Linked DNA regions of Mus musculus: region 2 is linked to region 1. The links are chromatin loops, found by intact Hi-C in ENCODE. Cell type or tissue: left cerebral cortex. All regions are shown on one strand. Links, peaks and the distances in the headings refer to the core of each region. The heading gives the core; the rest is flanking DNA. Region 1 has its middle 30 kb from the start of Slc18a1. Region 2 holds the start of D130040H23Rik (RIKEN cDNA D130040H23 gene).

Evidence for each region. Hi-C counts contacts between places; a loop is a spot of excess contacts. Peaks named below come from ENCODE experiments on the same cell type or tissue, not always from the same donor. Only the 100,000 strongest peaks of a DNase experiment are listed, where the experiment ranks them.
Region 2: it touches region 1 in a loop (3-fold over the local background); 12 of 42 quality-filtered maps call a loop at or near these places.

What each region holds. Positions count from the first base shown.
Region 1 is chr8:69,116,446-69,121,827 of GRCm38, reverse strand. No RefSeq gene overlaps it. Among named protein-coding and RNA genes, the nearest start is that of Slc18a1, 30 kb to the right of the region's middle. In left cerebral cortex, for the core only: a CTCF peak has its summit at 2,787 (motif pointing left); DNase peaks (open chromatin) are centred at 332, 1,875, 2,757 and 5,176; H3K4me3 peaks cover 84 bases.
Region 2 is chr8:69,268,423-69,273,804 of GRCm38, reverse strand. D130040H23Rik (RIKEN cDNA D130040H23 gene) reads right to left here and starts at 2,701. Exons shown (of 5, transcript NM_001384124.1): 1 at 2,614-2,701. In left cerebral cortex, for the core only: a CTCF peak has its summit at 5,061 (motif pointing right); DNase peaks (open chromatin) are centred at 1,869, 2,749 and 5,056; H3K4me3 peaks cover 1,514 bases; H3K27ac peaks cover 1,140 bases.

The DNA of each region.
Region 1 (5,382 bases), core at 263-5,262:
AATCAGTGCCTCGCATCTGCTGCCCCGCTAGGTCTTTGCCGGAAGTGCGCCCTGCCAGCTGCTCTGTTCTCCGAGAGCCCCACTGGCTAAAGTCAGGTGTTTGTAAGGATCGCAGAGCCGGGTAATCAGCACTTAGCAGGGAGAGGGAATTAGAAAACAGTGTGTTGGTGTGCTCTGCGGCAGCTGCGGGCCCATTTTTGCATCTGCTTACAAACCTGCTGTCCGGGCGGCGACCCCTGCTGCTTTGCTTGGGCTTTGGGAGGGAGCATGGCCCTTTGTTTAATCGTAGCCTTCTGACTAGAGCCCTGGGGCATCTGGGCAGGTCTCAGAAAGGGGTGCGGGATGGGGGTGGGGGAGCAGATGAGTTTAGATCCGAGAGTAACTTGGTGATGAGGAAGTGCAGGCTTAGCTCACTGCGTCTTCGCGGTCCAAGCTGGCTGCTCTAGCTCATCTTCAGTCCAACCTCAAACCCCAGAGGTATTATTATCGTCATCATCATATTTTTTATTTGTTTCTTTTTAAACGAGACGCCCAAACCAGCACCCCAGACTGAAGGGGTCTGCTCCAAAAGCCAGAGCTTGCGAAGTCGATTGAGCAGAGATGACTGCAGTGTATATCTCTGATTCTGGGGCTTGAGTCCAGTTATCCATTTTTCCTTCTATAAAATATTAGTTGTCTGCTATCCTCTGAAAGGTTTGCCCTTTCAGAAAACACTTAGTATAGAGCACACGCACGCACACACACACACACACACACAAGCACAAGAGTATAATGCCAGTAACTGGGGTAAGTTACTTTGTCAGGAGCCATCTAGTACAGGCTAAGGCTAGCAGGTGGCCTTCCTGGAGGTGGCTCACCGTTTTTTGTTTCTTTTTGTTGTTATTGTTGTTGGCATGATCTTCGATGGGTGAGCTTGATGGCAAGGTCCCAAAGAGACTTCATCTCAGGATTGCTTCTTGTAGTTGATATGCCTTTCTTGTCGTTATTAAATTAATATAATAACCCCTGGGCATTAGCCCACCCTATTGGTCAGATTTCCTACAGATTAACATAAAGATAAACTTTCATGAATTAATGCTATTTTGATGAATTATTGATTCTATAGAATTTCAGATTTGATTCCAATAATTTTAAGAAAAAAGTTTTTTTTTTTTTTTTTTTGGTTTTGTTTTGGTTTTTTGGGTTTTTCGAGACAGGGTTTCTCTGTGTAGCCCTGGCTATTTTGGAACTCACTCTGTAGACCAGGTTGGCCTCGAACTCAGAAATCTGCCTGCCTCTGCCTCCCAAGTGCTGGGATTAAAGGCTTGCACAACTACTGCCTAGCTAAGAAGAAAGTTTTAAGAGCTGGTTTTAGTTGCTTTGCTAGAAAGATGTAATACTGTTAGAATCAAGATTAGAATGTTCCCACTCCTCATAATAGTAAGTAAAGGCTGCATAAATATAATGAGCTTTCATAATTACACTAAAAAGAGAAATAGGCTTGGGACAAATTTGTGTTCAAGGAAAAACATTTAGGTTCAAAGACAAAGTCACAGGTGTGCACTATGATAAGGCAAGGCCATGTAAAAACTGTTGCTTTGAACTTATAACAAGCTTGCAAATGGAAACACTGCCTTGAACTTAATAGCAACATCCTTCTGTAACTCCCATTTTATGTAACATTTTATCTCTGAGGTAATTTTCTAAAGAACTTTTTGTCTAAGAAGATATAAAAAGGCCAGAGAAAAGAAATAGTTGTTGGTGGGATGGTTTGGCTTGGGGGGCTTTGCCGCGTCCGTCTGTCCTCCATCCATCCATATGTACATGTCTGTATATATACGAGTAGGTATATGTGTATTATGTAAGCATGCATTAATACTTTGTGGAGCTGGCAGACAGACTGTCCAGCCCAGCCAGCGTGTGGGTGTATGAGTGTGTCTGTGCATATCTGCCTGTATAAAGACTTTTCCTTTCCTTTCCTTCCTCTCTGGTTCACAGAGTTAACCAGCCGAGTCACAGAGGCTCTGGCTGCCTGAACAGAGAAGGAAACAAACAATAGCAATAAATTCTTTACCTAATCACTCTGCTGTTAGCAACAAGTGTCGGTAGCTCCCGAGGCAGGTAGCTTCTGGCCTCAGAGTAACTAAAGTCAAGATAGGTATGTGTTATTATAGAAAGGAACCCCACTCTTTCCCAAGACCCCATCTTGCCCCTGATGCTCCTCCCCCTCTTCAGTTTTGCCTCTTCATAGAGGACCCCTGCCTGGGCTAAGCTCCTGGCACCACTGAGAGCCAGAAAGTGCACATAAAGTGAAGATCCTTGAGGAAACACAAGGTGCCATACTAGTTTCAGGCTTGGAATACATTCTTCTAGGAATGGTCACGTTTCCCACCTGTTTTGTCTTCCATTTGAGAAAAGATGCAAGGGCAGCCATTGGGTTTTGTGATGTGGTGCAAAGGATAAAAGGCATTCTTATGGGAATCTTTAAAGCCCAGTGACTTCCCAGGACACGGAGGGGAAAACCATGTGCGGCTTCCTCATCAGGCTAACTCATGGTTGTTCCCAGAATTCCTTTGGTTAATGAAACCCAGTGGACTCAGTAAGCCTTGAGATCGCTGCCAGGCTCACAGTAAGTACCGACGCCAGCCACTGCTCTCCAACCTTAGGTGAAAAAACTTTGGTGAGGTTTTTGGTGTGCAACAGTGGAGGCTACAAAGACAGACCCGGGTGGAATGAGAGCAAGGGAAGGAAAAGAAAGGAAATCTCCGAGGAACACCAGGGGCCCTCTACTGGCCAAAGCATTCAACTGCTTTCCTGCCAGGTTTATTGACACCTTGTGGTGAAAACTAGAAATGCAGAAAGTGCTACAAGTTTGAAAATTAATTGTATGTATTTTTTTTTTAATTGTATGTATTCTTACACTGGGATTAAAAATACTGACGCCCTGCTGGGCGGTGGTGACACACACCTTTAATCCCAGCACTTGGGAGGCAGAGGCAGGTGGATTTCTGAGTTCGAGGTCAGCCTGGTCTACAGAGTGAGTTCCCAACAGCCAGGGCTATACAGAGAAACCCTGTCTTGAAAAACCAAACCAAACCAAACCAAACCAAACCAAACAAAACAACAACAACAACAACAAAACCAAACCCTGACACCCTGAGAAACTATTGGCAGTTAATGGCTTTTGGGAAGGGAGAATTAGTTTCCTTCAGAGATGGCCAACTTGGGAGGCTAGCCATGGTCCCACATCCATACACACACAAGCAGCACTAAGTGGACTCATTTTAAATATGGGTAGCTCCTAGTCAGGTCCCTGGCCTGCCACACTGGATTAACCCTTAAGGGAGGAGGTGGACCCTGTTCTTTACATTAGATATAACATCTGCACAAAGCAAATGAAACACATCTACACAAAAGCACACCTTTGTAAAACTCATTCATGATGATCCGAAAATGTAAATGACTCAAATGCCCACCAATCAGGGAATGGATGTATGCAACATAATTTATCTAGACATTACTCAGAAATAAAAAGAAATGGAGACATGTTTTAACATTAATAATCAGTGAAATAAGACAGACACAAAAAGCAACATACTATGGTTCTAAAATCGAACGGGTAAATCCACACAGGAAGAAGAGTGGCAGTTACCTGGGACAGGCTATGTCCCAGGAAATAGGGAATGACTTCTAGTTGGTACAGCACCGTACGAGGACGGTGGACATGAGATTCTAAGACTATGCTGAAGACCGCTGCATGGCGGGTAAATAGGCAGACTGTTCAGTATGTGGTGTTCATGGTCCACATCCCCTTCAGTGGCTCAGAACATTCTCTGTACTCCATGTCCTCCTGTAAGTACACAACCCTGTACCTTTATTAAATGCCTTCGTGGCTTAATACGTGCATTTCACAGTTCAGAGTACCTAGCAAAATGCATGGGTAACTGGTATATTTTCCTCAAAGAGAATGCTGGAAAGGGCTCTTCAGAGGGTCATAACCCGTTTTGAATGTTTGTAGTGAAGTCAAACGAGGCAGTAAATCTGCAATCATGTCCTGTGCTCCCAAATGCTGGCCTAGCCTAGGTCCAAACTACTTACTGCAGAAGAATGAGCTGCTCCTAAGTGAACTCACACGCTGGCCACACAAGACAGGCCACTGCTAGCTGGAACCTGTTACTTTTATGAATGGACCTGAAAGGAAATTGCTGGCCAAAGTCTTCCCATGTCAGCTACCTCTTCACTGCTGTAACTGCACCTCGTACCCAGTCCCTTTGGAACCAGACTTGTCTCCTGGTATTGCCATCCTCCTGTCAGCTTCTGTCACTTTAGACAAGTGTCTCTCATGGGACAGGGACGGGGAAGCACACAGAGCACATTGAAGAACAGTGTTTGCTGATCCTCCTGACCAAATGGGAGGCAGAGGAGTAGACTCATTAGTGTTGGCTTTTAAAGCTGTTCTACGGTCCTGGGGTTGAGGCTCAGTGCTAGTTAATACCCTGGATTTAATGGCCAGCACCTCTGTAGTATTGCTAAAGAAATGTTTTCTCCTAGTTACCTTTCTTCTCTTCCGTGGGACTTTAAGCCTCCTGAGTGCTAAGAAAATGGGTGTTCAGAACTATGCTTGCAATTGTTTATGAAATGAAAAACAAAAGAACCGTTCTATTGCTGCTGCTTTGAGGTTGAGAACCAGAGTCTCACATACACTAACGAGGCAAGTTTCTAGCATTGACATGTATCCTTAGCCACAAGAACTGTCAGACACATGTTCATTTTGGTTAGATGAGCTGTTGCCTAATTACGCCACTGACTGACCCACACAGGACACTGATCTCTAAGTATATGCATTTACCAGCAGCCGCGGCTCTCCTAGAACTAGCTTTGTAGATGGAGCTTGTCTAGAACTCACAGGTCTGCCTGTACCTGCCTCTCAGGTCCTAAGATTATGTGCCACCACCCTGGGAAATCTCTTCTTAGATATGACTCCTCACATCTGTCAAATATGACTCAGTGCAACTTTATCTTTAGAGTTTCTGACAGAATTCTTTGTGCTTACCTGTACTTTCCAAGGTCTGTCTGCACAATGCGTGTGTGATGAGTAAACCATTGCTGAAATTGGTCTACTGCTAGGGCTATGCCTGAGTGCTGCTAAAGACTAAGTGCTGGGAAAAGCACAACAGAATCAGGGAACAGAATGTCTCAGTTCAAAGCACGATGAGGTTTAAAGTCATTTCAACTTGGATCAGTCTGGCATCACTGGCTTGGTCCCAAGTTCTGTATTTGCAGGACTTCTGGTCACCCACATGGGAGAGGCTTGGATTCTCAGAGGCTAAGAATCCTACCTACCTTCTAGAAAATATACAAAAAGAACAGAACAGATTATGAAGATCCCCATGCAAGGAAAGA
Region 2 (5,382 bases), core at 79-5,078, 150 kb before region 1:
CAATTAAAGCAAAAAGAGGCCATTTCATAGAATGCATAAAGGAGTATATAGGAGAAAGGAAAAATAATTTGTAAATGATGTAATTACAATTTCAAAAATTATATTTTAACGTTGAAACCCAGCTTTATGGCCCCACCTGCTCAAGGGACTATCGATTTGTAGAAGACCACACCTAGGATTACTCACACCTTTTCTCTCAGACTCTCCATTTTCATCCAGGAAAAGCAACACTCCTGTTAGACATGGCCATGTCAGTTTGACCAGATCTTCTGTACTGGTTAAACTAGTGTAACTACAGTAATTTGGTTCCTAGAAATAAATTCAGTTCTTTATTCAGATTCTTGATTGCATGTCCTGTGGACCCAAGAAACAGGACATTGATTGATCACCTAAAATTGACTCCCAGAGTACTCATTGGTAATCCCTACTGTTGCCAGAGCAAAAAAGCTCTCACCACCCTTCCTGACCCTGCCTTTCTGTGCTGTGACTACAGCAGTTTCAAAGTTGGTCAGTGAACTCGGTTCTAACACAAGTTCCTCTTCATTTGTAATTTCCTAATAGAAGCCAAGGAGGGCAGAGGACAATCATTCATTGGTCTCTTTTCCCTTTTCCTGGAAGGAGTTGCAGGACTGCCTTTCAAGCACTAGGCAGCAGAGGCAGGATTAGGTGTGGAAAGCAATGATAAATTGCAAGCCTGGGCTATGGGAGACATTGCTGTAAACAGAAATCAATACATAAATAGCATTTGAGAAAAACAGAATAAAATTCCTAACGAGAAGGAAACACTGGAGAACAGAAAGAAATAGAGATTGGAGCAGTGACACATTTAAAGAAAATTACATTTAAAAAGTGATACCAATAACTGACTTTTTTAAAAGGTAAAAATGATGTATAATTTTGTACTTAACTGATGCTTTAGCTACACTGGGTACACAGTACACCGTGTAGCATAGGACCACCACTTAGTTGGAGAATGCTATGACAAATGTGGTCAGCATTGCTGGTGCTCTGTCTGTATTACTCTACTGAGCACATCAGTACATCCCGCCTACCTGCTAACTCTAAGCCCTCTGGTATATTTGTCTCTTGCTATTTTAGTTTTGCCTGTCACCCTAAGTCATTGCAGCAGGCTCAGCGTGCCGAAATGTACGTGTATCATCTCCCTTGACGGACAACTTTTAACAAATTGCTGACTGGAGGTGATGTGTAAAAGCATGATCCCAGCCAGCTGCTTCTCCTGGTGGGGAAACTCCCCGTGTGCTTTACATTGCTTTGGAGTTTCCCTGTGGGGATTCACCTTCAGTTGTTCTCTCTGCTTTTCTCACTTTTCTGCTCCATTACCTCTTCTATGTGTACAACCAAAACACTTTTTTTATTTGAATTACTGTCTCAGTTTCCCACATATAACCTAAATTAAGAAAATAAAAAGTGTACATGTTATTAAGTTAAAAAATTTTTAAAAGGTAAAAATAATTGAAAAAAAAATCTTAGCACTATTGACCTGGAAAAAGAGTAGATCCTTCCTTAGTAGAGGGAATGCCATTAATAAGATATCGATTGACCTTGCCTCTGGGCACAGTGTTAGCTGTTGAGATGTATAACCCATGACACACAGCTACAGCCAGTGAGTGGCCTGTGTCTCAAACCTCTGAGCTGACTTAACTGTGTCAATCCAGGTTTCTACTGGATCTACCAGGTTTGTTCCTCAGTTTGAGAAGGGGCAGTGCTCCTTTTCCACACAGGAAAGCCTCAGGGAAAACCTTGCTAGATCAGGCCAGCCCTCAACACAACAGTGCCCTTCCTTTTCAAAGAGCTGTGTCTTACCCATCGGGCAAAACTATGCTTTTTTAGTGGGAAAAACTAGACCTGTATAGCACACCAGACCTTGATGTTAGTTGTGACCGTGCACTACTTCTTTGAATAGCTTTTAGACAACTAACTGCCTTTTAATATGCGGATTGCGTTAGTGGCTGGTTGTAAATCTTTTGTTAGAGTTTGGGGCCAAATGTCGAGACAATTCTGGTGAGTGAACATGTGTTTCTGATCACCTCATGTCTAAGAAGCCTGGTTAGCATACTACTTATCATCATCTTTAGGATGCTTTAGAGGCAGCCCACCCTTAGCTAAACTCTACTTTGCGTGACTTATTATCTCCTAAGCATTGGTAAATCCTTTCCATCATCAACTCTACCCTTCTCCATCACAGATTATTAGCGGAGTGCTAACGAACACATGAAACGCCATTTACTACCTCCCCAAAACTAACTCCAAATGGATCGTACTCCTAAATATTAAATATGAAGCACAGAAATTCTAGAGATGCTAGAGAAACTGGGACTCTCTGAGTTTGGCAAACTGCCATCTTCAGATGCAACAAAAGCCTGGTGAAACTGACTACAAGGATACTTCTACACACTACCCCTGTTCCCAAGGCTCTGCGCAGATGCAGCTCCCAGACCACCACTGGGGTCTAGGGAGATGCAAATACCACAAAGAATCTCACAGCAGGCTGCATCTAACCACTGCTTCCCATCCGACCCCAGGGAGGGCCAACCACACGGGCTCCCGAGGTTCACAAGCCCACTGCTCACCAGGCAACCGCCCCTCGCTCACCATATCTTCTCTCCCAGGCTCGCGCTTAAGCCGCAGGTAGTGGCAAAGAACCACTAGCACTAAGGAAGCTTCAGATTCCAGCCTGCAGAAAGTCCCCCGGAAGAGCCCGCCTCCCCTTCTGACTGGAGGTCCGCCTCAAGGGTCTGATTGGCTAATGAGACTTGAGTGACAAGAACCTCCCCCTTATGCTTAGAGGATGCAGAAGGGACACAGCACAGTGTTTGCTAGAGCTGATATCAACCCCAAGGCCAGACCTTTCCCGGATATGCACATATTTGCATTTCAGTCGCATTTGCCCCTGCCTCCAACCATTCACCCTTCCGCCTTTCTGCACTCAGCAACATTTCCTTCTTCCTCCTGGACACTGGGTGGCTGGCTTGTGCATCTCATTTCACAATGTGGAGTGGAGTGATTTTTGTGTCCCACAAGTAGAAGGGAGCCACAATATTAACAATTAAGGAGAGATTTTAGGAATCAAAACGTTTGTTCTTTTGCTTGACACTGAGGCTAGGTGAAGTTCAACTGCATGTAACCTGGGAGGCAAGGGTACGTCAGAATATCCTGAGAGAAAAGCTGGAACCAGATCAGAAACACAATGATAGGTATACCTCCCACCAGAAGGCTGAATGGTACTCCACTCCTATAGGAGTTTTCCTCATGAAATGCAGGCCTGTCTCCTGACAAATTAGTAATAATGAAAAGTATAGTCTCCATGGTAACTTGAATACTTAGAATGAATTGGTTCATAGAAACATGCCTTTTATGAACACTATTCTTAGCCAGCATGTTCCTGAGTTAAGGTGAAAAGAACATAGCTGTGTATTAGTGAAGGTTCTCTAGATGAACAGAAGGGATAAAACAGATCTCTATGTAGGTAGAAAGGGAATCTATTAGAATGGCTCACAGGCTGTGGTCCAGCAAGTCCAAGAAGGGCTGTCTACCAACTAAAAGTTGAAGAATTCACTAGTTCAGTCCATTAGGCTGGTTGTCTCAGCCGGTCTTCAGTATAACCCACGATTTTAAAGATAGGGGCTCTAATGCCAGTAAAGAAATGAACTTACAAAAGTAGGCTGTTACCAGAAGGTGTGGCCCAGATTAAAGGTGAATATTGTCACCTCAAAAGATCCTGAAATGTCTTTCCACTTTAAAAGCTTTAATTAAAATCCCTCGCATGTTTTCAGCCCATTGGGTTTTAGTTAATTCCAGATGTATTCAGTCTGACTATCAAAAATTGCTATCACAGCAGACAAAACAGAAATGCTGAGCCAAAGTTCTTACCTGTATGGGCATGGGAGTCATTTCCAAAGCAATGCTGTTTCTCAAAAAAGGAAGCATGGGGATTTTTCTTAGGAAGCCTGGACACATTCACGTGGAGTTCTGCTTATTCCTCAACATGCTCATTTAACAAATACACTTTTGAACATGGTCGCAATCTAAAAGCAGAGACGTTTATGTGCCTTCTAACTCAAAGTCAAGCAGGAACATAAAAAAATTATCTTAAAAGATGGAAGGAAATGTCTCCGGCATGTTCATCTTGTACCACAAGATCATAAATGAAAATCATGTGTTAATCTAGCCAGGAGAGAATAAGGCCACTACCACAATTTTGAGCCAAATTTGAACCAAGCTTGATTTTATTGGGATGCACCCAAGAGCTAGCCAGCAACTGCCCCCTAAGTCAGGTTAAAGAGAGAAACCCTTCATTTTTGACCCACTTTAAGGAGTAAAATCATAAGATTTGCCAAGCCAGTTTACAGAAGGGAGACATGGAGGCAGTAAAGTAATATGAAAAAATATCTCAAAAACACACACTATGGTCATTATGTGATTAGCAAGAGTGGTTAGGAAGGGTCAGGAATGTTCAAGGCGTCCTCAAAAATAAATCAAGGTCATGAGTTGGGACAGGTCAAGCTCCAGGAAACAAAATTAAAAGCAGCAGCTCAGCTCTTACAGTAAATGGAAACCTATTTTTTAAAAATACAGCATAATGGCTGCTGCCTTCAAAATGGAGTCAGGCAGGTTCCTCATAAGTAAATGAGTCTGTGAATATATCTTACTTAGGAGCCAATAATACCTGTTAATTATGTTTTATACTCTTAAAGATAGATGTATCAATTCAATAATTTTCACACATACAAATGAGAGAGAGCACAAATATAGCAAACATCAAGGAAAAGTCACCTATTGGCACCGTAGACACTGTACTTACAGTGAACAGCTACACTGAGCTATTCTATGCTCAGAAGGCTGCTTTCGCCTCTGAGCAGGCTGGCTCAGAGGAAGGCGATGGCTGTTGCCATGCAGAATAAGAAAGAGTTCATTTTAACCAACCCTGGCTGCTGTCTCTCTCAAGACTGTGACATCCACAAAGATTTATTTTTCTTTTTTATGTTAGTAATGAGTGTTTGCCTGCATGAGTCTATTCAGAACCCACAGAGGCCAGAAGAGGGCAGACGATCCCAGCAACTGGAGTCATAGCATATTATTAGTAACCTTATGTGTCCTGGAACTGGAACCTGTGTCCTCCGGAAAACACCCAGTGCTCTTAACTGCTGAAGCATCTATCTCTCTAGCCTTACTTTTTTATTTAAAATTTCCTTTTATACTGGTTGATTAAAATATATTACATCTCACACACCCTTCCTCGTCCTCTTTCCATCTTGTCCCAAAATTTTCCTTGTTATGTATAAGCAAGCTCTTAATATATGACTACAACCTGCTGAGTATTTTCTTATTTTTGGCTGTGTGTTTATGGTTTCTGGGCTGATC